2 separate regions of the Homo sapiens genome follow, and region 1 is linked to region 2. Evidence: chromatin contacts called from ENCODE Hi-C data. All regions are on one chromosome and are shown on one strand. The core of a region is the stretch at or near the end of the contact, and the rest is flanking DNA. Distances in the headings are between cores, read along the strand shown.

Evidence for each region. A loop is a pair of places that touch in the nucleus more often than their neighbours do. Pooled maps may share reads with other maps.
Region 1: a loop to region 2 is called in a map of CD8-positive, alpha-beta T cell, with 24 times the contacts of the local background. The contact joins the promoter of TIGD2 here to the promoter of CDS1 in region 2. A Hi-C loop is called at or near these places in 2 of 168 maps with a recorded cell type or tissue (CD8-positive, alpha-beta T cell and naive thymus-derived CD4-positive, alpha-beta T cell) and 7 of 50 pooled maps.

What each region holds. Positions count from the first base shown.
Region 1 is chr4:89,108,731-89,112,908 of GRCh38, reverse strand. TIGD2 (tigger transposable element derived 2) reads right to left here and starts at 1,376. Exons shown (of 2, transcript NM_145715.3): 1 at 1,026-1,376; 2 at 1-842. RefSeq lists a silencer at 1,119-1,568 and enhancers at 1,649-1,728, 1,759-1,868.
Region 2 is chr4:84,580,015-84,584,425 of GRCh38, reverse strand. It overlaps CDS1 (CDP-diacylglycerol synthase 1), which reads right to left and starts at 1,299. Exons shown (of 13, transcript NM_001263.4): 1 at 908-1,299. The coding sequence starts at 1,024. It overlaps LOC102723338 (a long non-coding RNA gene), which reads left to right and starts at 2,205. Exons shown (of 8, transcript XR_007058460.1): 1 at 2,205-2,877. RefSeq lists silencers at 1,343-1,442, 1,483-1,692 and an enhancer at 553-1,506.

The sequences.
Region 1 (4,178 bases), core at 127-2,626, 4.5 Mb before region 2:
AGCAACTAGAAAATGAGTTCGTAAGATTCCTCCTCTCACTTCTAGGGCCTAGATGGATAGTGACCAATTTCCTGACAAGGTCTACGTGAATCTACTTGCTATTTTAAAACTTACAAACTTCCTACAACAAAGCCTAGCGCCAATTAACTCTTATCTTCTATCTTTCTTCCTCCTCAGGGTTCAGGGTCTTTCATGAAGTGCAATCACACTAGAGGCTAGAAACTGTACTGGTAAGGCTTCTAAAACAGTACTATTGCATACTCAATTCTTGCCATCCTTGCAGGTAATGTTCTTTGCCAGAATAGCCACTAAATCTCAGGTGGAAGTATTTTAGGAAATGTGCTAGGGAGTAAACAGTTTAAGTCAAGAGAGGACTTGCAAACTTGACATACAGGAAAATACAATGGGAAAACTCACCCTCTGACTATGTGGTCTTTGTCAAGCAGTGGATTGTATGGAATGCTGTCTCTCTAGGCACGGACTCTGCTATAGGTTGCGCAAGTGAGTGCTTGTGGAAATCATACGCAAGAGAAGATGACCCGGACAGAAGTGAACAGTGCAAATAAGGTGAAAGTGGAACAGGCAGAAAACTCTACTTTAAAAGCGACTTAAACCTACTAGATTTGGCAGCTGGAAAGGAGGATAGTGGACATGTGATGTCACATTACTAAAGAAAGCATCAAAAAAACTGCATCGGTGGAAATGAGGACCCAAGGTAGAGGCTATGGGGTGGCAGGCTCGGTGAAGATGATGTTACAATAATCCTGGTGAAAGACGATCCTCGATGGACCAACAGAAGCAGTTCCTGTGGGGGCTGTAGAGATACTCGGAGGCTCCGAAACCTAAAGGAAAATACCAAAAACATTTTCTTTCAATTCAACATCAGGATCTGTGGCATTATCCACATTTATCCTGCAACTATGTTGAGAAAATTAACGCCTCCTATCAATGTGATAGCTAAATACGACAAATAATGCTTTCAGGCATAATCTGGGGTGACAGAGAGAGGGACCTGAAGAGCCTACCTCCTGAAATTAAGAGGTCAGGGAGAAGCCGTGTTAGCGAGGGCCTCTCCCCGCTGGGCGAGCTTCAGAGCGCGGGACGTCTTTCCTCCCGCGGAGGGAGCCCGGATTCCGCCTGGACGCCGGCGACCAGGATGTCACTGCTGCAGCCAGCCAGCCAGCGGGCGGCCGCTTGGCACAGGGAACGCCAGTCCGCCGGCCCCGGGCATCGCCCTGGGACCGCCTGCGCGGCGCCCAGACCACACTAAGCGCAAATGGAGTCTCCTGAGGCAGGCTGGCACTGGTGGCCCGGCAGCGGCGAGGGACGAGCGGAGAGGGACGAGCGTCGCCGCCGGAGCCGGAAGGCGGGGGATTAGAGAGCACGCGCGCGCCCCCGCAGAACGTTGTGCCGGCGAGGGGGCGGGGCCTGCGCGGGTGAGCGCACGCGGCCCGGGGGAGGGGACTCCGGCGAGCGGGCGGGAGGGGCGGGGGCCCGGCAGGGGTGCGTCTCTAGGCGCTGCGTGGGTTCCACTCACCGCCTGGCCGTTTCGGGGCCGCAGTGCCTCCCTGGCCGGCAGGGGGAGGCACACGCTCGCCTTGTCCTGGCGCTTTTCCCAGTGGCCCGGCTCTGCCGACGAGGCTCTTTTCTCCCTAGGGGGAAATTTTAAAATCTCACCCCCCCAGTGCTGGGGGGAAAGCGGAGGATCCTCGCGTGCCGGGAGCGGGCTGCGAATGGGGCAGGGCGAGCGCACGTGGGGCGTGTTTACAAACAGCAGCCGCGCCGCCTTGCGGAGGCGGTCCAGGTGTCGGAGCCCAGAGTCAGCGCGCGTGGAAAGTGCTAGCCCGAGCGAGGATCATGAGGCACGGTAGGAGCCGGCGGACGTGGGTTCCGGGCAGGAGCTGGGGCGTTCGCTCGGCAACACCCAGCCGGACAAGCCCAGGGTGCCGAGGCGCGGCGGGCTGCGGTAGAGCCGAGTGTCGGGTCAGCGCTCCCCGGTGCTGATGCTCCGAAACTCGTCACAGTCGCTGTAGAGACGGACCCTTTGCAAAATCGACAGCACCTGGGAGACCCTTGAGCCAGTGGGAGGCGTCGTGGTAAATTTCCTGCCGTGCCTCGACGCCCGGGGCTTCTCAAGTGGAATCGGGGAATTGCGCTTTGACTGATACTCCCTTTATTTGTTTCCAACGGAGACATCTGCGGAAGGGTCACCGCCTTCCTGGAGGAGAGAGTGGTGCACCTCCACCTTGCACCACCTGTTTCCTGGGAAACGCGGTCAGGCTGCCTTCCTTTCCGTCTTGTGTGTGCGTGTCAGTTTGAAAAATTGGAAATTCTTCAGTGAATTATCTCTTCCATATGAACATAAATGTAACCTTTTCGTTAACACAAAGTAACATAGTAATTCGTCATTTCTTTGACAAGGCCATATACTGTTTCTGGAATTTCAGAAACTTGGAGATGGAAATCAAAGCGAGCATACTGTAGAAAACAGATGTTGATTCTAAGCCTTCTGTTTGACTCCGCCGCCAAAACTGCTCAATTGCCTTTCTCAACATAGCAGCCTTCCACTATCTGGCATGACAGAAATTCTTTGATCTAGTTATGTTGTGAGGTTGTAAGTGGCTTTTGGAGAATACCTGCTTTTAGACCTCCCCTCTTCCCTGCCTTCCATTTGGCTTCCAACAAGCCAGTCCCTTTCTGGAAGTCCTGGTTGCCTGTTTTGGGTACATTATAACTTACTTCATGGTAGTTTTATATAACTTTACAAAATATTCTTATTTTCCCTGATACCTGTGAAGAGCGTGAAAGACTGCTAGAACAGCACTTTACCGACTGCCACCCATGTGGAAATGAGGCAGCCTGTAACCAGATGTCAGCCGCCTGCCTTTCCGCCTCTCCCCCGAGTCTGCTGGAGTAGCTGTGTCCCAGGATATTTAAATACAAAGGAATCCTGCCTCTTACTCTTCCTCTCTTTTCCACAGTATCTCTAGGATTTAATTTTCTTCCAGATACCATTTGCATTTTTCTCTGTTCCTCCTGGATTCTCCAGTTTGCTGTTTTATGTCTTATAGCTGTTCCCTTTTTATCACCTTGTGTAAGTTCAAATCTGGATACAGCCCACATTTCTAGATTTTCTCAAAACACCGCTTGACTCAAGGCAATTGTATTTAGTAGACTTTTACTAAGATTTTACTCAAGGCAATTGTGTCTTTACACAAAACAGTTTTATTGGGCAAACTTTCTCCTTTTGTTGGGGGAAGGGGTGGCTAGTTGTGGCAGACATATTACAGCACAAGGGGGAGAGGACTTAGAATGTTAAGAATATGTATATATACACACATATATATATAATAAGAATATATGTATGTGTATGTATGTGTATTTTTGAGACAGGGCTTCTCTCTGTTGCCCAGGCTAGAGTGCAGTGGTACGACCATGGCTTGGGCTCACTGCAGCCTCAACCACCTAGGCTCAAGCAGTCCTTCTGCCTCAGCCTCCCGAGTAGCTGAGACTGTAGGCTACAGGTGCGTGCCATCATGCCCAGGTAATTTTTGTATTTTTTGTAGAGATGAGGTCTTGCTATGTTGCCAGAGCTGATCTCAAACCCCTGGGCTCAAGTCATCCTCCCACCTTAGCCTTCCAAAGTGCTGGGATTACAGGCATGTGCCATCCTGCCTGGCCAATAATAGATTCTTAAGGTGGTGAAACTACTCTGTACAACTGTAATGGTGGGCACATGTCATTAAACATTTGTTCAGATGCACGGAATGTACAACACCAAGAGTGAACCCTAATGGAAACTATGGACTCTGTGATAAAAATGTTTCAAGGCAGGTTCATCAATTGTAACTGATGTTCCACTCTGGTGGGCAATATTGATAATAGGGAGGTTATGGATGTGTGGGGGCAGGGAGTATGTGGGAAATCTCCCTATCTTCTGTGGAATTTTAGAACCTAAAACCATTCTAAAAAATAAAGCCTATTTCTTAAAAATGTAGGTTCAAAAAAAAATGAGAATGTTGGGTGCCTAAGGCAAAGTTGCCTTACTCTTTCTCATGTACTATATGCTCAACACAGCACACACCAAGCAGTTCTCCACTGGACACAGCTGGGTATCCTATAATTCATTTCAATTCTGATACCATCTGCCTGGAGTGTCCCCCCAACTTCAAATTCCA
Region 2 (4,411 bases), core at 50-2,549:
TTACGTGTTTTGGGTTTCTCAAATAAAATGGAATTTTCTAAACAGACGGTTTGATACAACAATCTATTCTCTGGTCCAATTTCCCAAACCATCCAGTCCATAAGATCATAAAACTGCATTTCTTCACAAGTTCTTACTTGCACCACTATATTACCAAACACGCCCGAATTCCTTTTCTAGCTTTAAACAGATAGTAATATCGCATCTACTTATTCTTAAATGTGAAAGAAGAGTAATCTATAGAAAAGGAAGTGAAAAGTCTTCATGAATTAACGTCGGGTTATATGAAATCTACTGGTAGACAGAAGAATTGCACTGTCTGTCGTGTACTCAAAAGAAGCTGGAAGATTACTATTATGTCACGTGCATGATACTCTAAAACCTCCAAAATCTATCATACTGAAAAAGGATGGAGAAAATGTAAGTGCATATGGGGCAGCGCGAGAAGCCAAGCCTCCCGCGTCAGGATCCGATGAAATGATACAGCCGACGGTGGCACGTCTCTAGTCCTTACTAACTTTGTTCCCTCTACTGAAAAGAGAGGTGAGGTGGCAGCTACTAACTGCACTGCAGCCCCTAGGAGGACAGGTTCCCTCCTGATTCCAGCGTCGGCCCCAGATCCTGAAGAAGGGACCGGAAGAGGATGAAGCTAAACTGTAAGCCGGGTTGAGTGGCCCATTTCTCCCGGGCAGCGGCCGCGGTCATCCTGGGAACCTCACCGCCACTGGGATCCCGGGTCCCGACCCCCTCTGGAGAAGGAGGAAGCAGTGCCAGGCAGGGAGGAAGGTGCACCGGCAGCGTGCAGCCTCACCTGACGCTGGACGGGCCCCACCCTTGCTCTCAAGTGTCCCGCTTCCAACCAGGACCCAGCCAGGGCGCGGCGTCCGCCTCTCTCGGCTCCACTTACTTTGTCGCTGGTGCTCTCGGTTTCGTGGTCGCCGCCGGCCGCCTCTCCCTCGCGGTGTGGCGGCGACACCGCTTCCCTGGGGCCGGGGCAGCTTCCCCGGTGCCTCAGCTCCAACATCTTCCGCTCCCGCGCTGCCGTGGCGGCCTCCTCAAGCACCCCGAAACCTGAGCTGCAAGCAGGGTTCTGCAGGCGGGGCGCCCCGCCACCTCGCAGCCGCGCCCTGGAGTCCCGCGGAGCCGCAGCCACTAACGCGGCCCCACCATAGAGCGGCCGCCGCGCCGGTCACCTCCAAAACGGCATCAACGAGAGAGCGCTCGAGGCCGCCTGCAGCGAGCGCGGCTCCGGCGGAGGTCCCGGGCAGGCTCCGGGCGCCAGGCGCGAGCAGAGAAGGCGGAGACGCGGCCTCCGGTTGCCAGGTGCGCGTCTCCACGCAGAGGCCCAGGTAGGAGGAGGAGAAGGGGCGGGGAGAAAAGGAGGACGCTTGACCCGCTTTAGCGCGGCTCTGGGCTCCCGCCGCCGCGCAGGCCCCTCCCGCCCCGCCCCCCGGAGCCGGACTCGGAGCCGGCTTGTCCCGGCCCCGCACACTTCTCCCTGCCCGGGCCTCCCGCACCAGGTCTCGCGCCGCAGGCCCCGCCCCTCTGCGCTGCACTGCGGTTCCCACAGCCCCGCCTCCCCGTGAGGTGACGTCAGGAGCCCGGCCCGCGACCCCGCCCCCGCCTCTGCGTGCTGGCAGGTGGGGGCCTGAGAAAAGGTGGGAGCGGTGGGGCGGGAGGAGGCTGAGGAGCTGGGAGGCGGAGGCGGGGCCAGCGCGGGCTGGAAGTGAGCGTTGAGAACTTGCAGGCTAGTCCCTGGGCCGCTGCGAGGGCTGGAGGAGCTACTCAAAGACGCCCGCTAAATGTTAACAGCGCTCAACACTGCTGCTTCAAACGCCTCCCCGGCCTTGTCAGCTTGACACGCGCGGCGGGTCGGAGGCTCACTGGACCAGAAACTTGTCTGGCAGGACGGACTGGTTGGCCCCGCGGCATTCCAGCCCAGTGTCATCACCTTGAAAACAGGAGATGCTTTTGCCTCACTGGGCGTCCAGAGGTGCGTCGGCCAACAATTCCGATCACAACCGCAGCGCCGTCTCCCAGAAACTCAGTACTGAATCTCACAAAGGTCACCACCTAGGATCCCAACACAGTGTGAGATGCTATGGGACGCCGTTGCCCTCCAGCTAGTCTCTGAGCAGTGGTGGACCTTGGGCTGCCAAAGCGGGAACAGGAAGGGCACAAGATCTGCATTAATTCTAGTCTTAATCCTGTTAGAAGGTGATTAGTTTTCTTGACATGTATCCGCCACCCGGTCATTACTGACAAGCTAACAAATGAAAAAAAGAGAGAAACAAAGAGAAAAAAGAAAAAAGGCGGGCCTTCACACAGGACAAGGTTCAGGAGAGCACCCTTATAGAAATAGATCAACTATGTAAATTCCTCAAGGTCTTTACTGACACGGTAAAAGTAAGTAAAGTGTTGAAAATTTACTAACAAATGAGCAAAACCAAAAGTCAAATTAGGATGCATTGAAAAGCAGAACACAAAGACATCATTTTACCTCACCAAACAGATCTTTGAAGCTGTGCGGTTAGTTTGGGTTGCACGTTTTCAAAAGGATGTCGAGAAACCATAATTTGTTCCTTATGGGGTGGATAACTGAAATGACAGAGAAGATTTGAAAATAAGTCCCTACTGAACAGAGAACTATGGGGTGACTACATTAATAAATTGTCCAATTGTTTGGAGGATCGGAAATGAAGGAGTGCTTGATAGTGAAGAAGATAATCAGAATAATGGCTGAAGCCAGTAGTAGGGTTTCCATCTCTGGCTACTACCCTACCCTGCATAAAGGATTAGAAGTGCTCCATTCTAACTCTCTGGAAGTCAAGAAGCCTGAGTTCTAGTGCTGCCAATGCCACTAATTGCATGGCCTTGGTAAGTTATTAACCCTCAGTGTCCTCAGCTGTAAACGGATAGTAAGGATGGCCTCTGTGGTCCCTTTTAGCTCTTAGACGATCAGAATCCAGCCTTTGCTTTCCCCCATGGTCCAAGAAAAGGAGACCTACTACACAAGGTACCTGAACAACTTCCTGTTTCCCCTTTGCCTAGTCCTCTCATGGCCTCTTTGACTTTTTCCCTTTGCTGCAGGAGGAAAAAAGAGAGTGAGAGGAGTGACAGAGGGGAACAACAGAGGACAGTAGTGCGTGATAGAAGAAACAGTATTCCCCAACCCAGGAAAAGTGGGACCAATGCAAAGACTGCCAAAATAGAATGTGAGGTTCTACTTACCTCACCTTCCTTAAGCTCTGCTCCTTCTTGTGTTTTAGCTAAGAGAGCAATTTCTTTCAATCTTCTTCATTATAGCTATTACCACTAGTTGAGTGAATAGACTGAGTCCAGACAGCAGAAACTGGCTTATTCATCTTTACAGGTCTAGCTCTTTCCACAGTGCCAAAAACCACCCTTCTATAGGTAACAATGTTTGCTGAAGAGGTGAATGAAGAAATGATGGGATGGCAAAGGTATAGCACAACAAGGGAAATTTATACAGTCATATGTTGTTTAACAGTGGGGATACATTCTTAGAAATGCATCATTGGGCAACATCACAGGGTATACTAAACCTAGATGGCATAGCCTACTGCACACCCAGGCTACATGGTATAGCCTATTACTTAGACAACTGTAACACAATGGTAAGTATTTGTGTATCTAAACATAGAAAAGGTACTATAAAAATATGGTATTATAATCTTATAGGCTACAGTGGTATATGTGGTCCATTGTTGACTGAAACATTGTTATGCAACCCATGAATGTATAGTATTTATGGTTTCTTCATTTAAAGTCTATTTTAGACTTACATAGACACTTTTCTTCATTTTCACTTTATATCAGAGAGAAGTTGATTTTAATACTTATTAAAAGTGGTTGTAGTAATGACTTTATTTTACTTAAGATACTGTACAATATACTCAACCACAACTGGCTTACGGAACTCTGTGTTCTCAGACTTTTTCTATGTCTTTTTTCTAATTTTTCCTTTTTCTTTCTTTTTTATTTTTATCTTTCGTTTTCATTCAGGGAACTTATGTTCTCTAAATTTATTGTATTTGTGTTTGGTAACACAAAATCTGGCGTGTAATGGTTTCTAAGGCTTTACCTGTTAATTTTTCTTGTATTTATCCTGCTGAAGGGCTTCATGGAAACCCTAAGCATATGCATGGGCCTAATCACGTAGTACAACCCAGCCAGCACTTCTTGGATTGATTTTAAGATTTTCCAGCCGGGCGTGGTGGCTCACATCTGTAATTCCAGCACTTTAGGAGGCTGATGCATGAATGTCTCTTGAGCCCAGAAGTTCAAGACCAGCCTGGGCAACATATGGAGACCCCATCTCTACACAAAAATTTAAAAATTAGCTGGGCATGGTGGCGTGTGCCTGTAGTCCCAGCTACTTGGAAAGCTG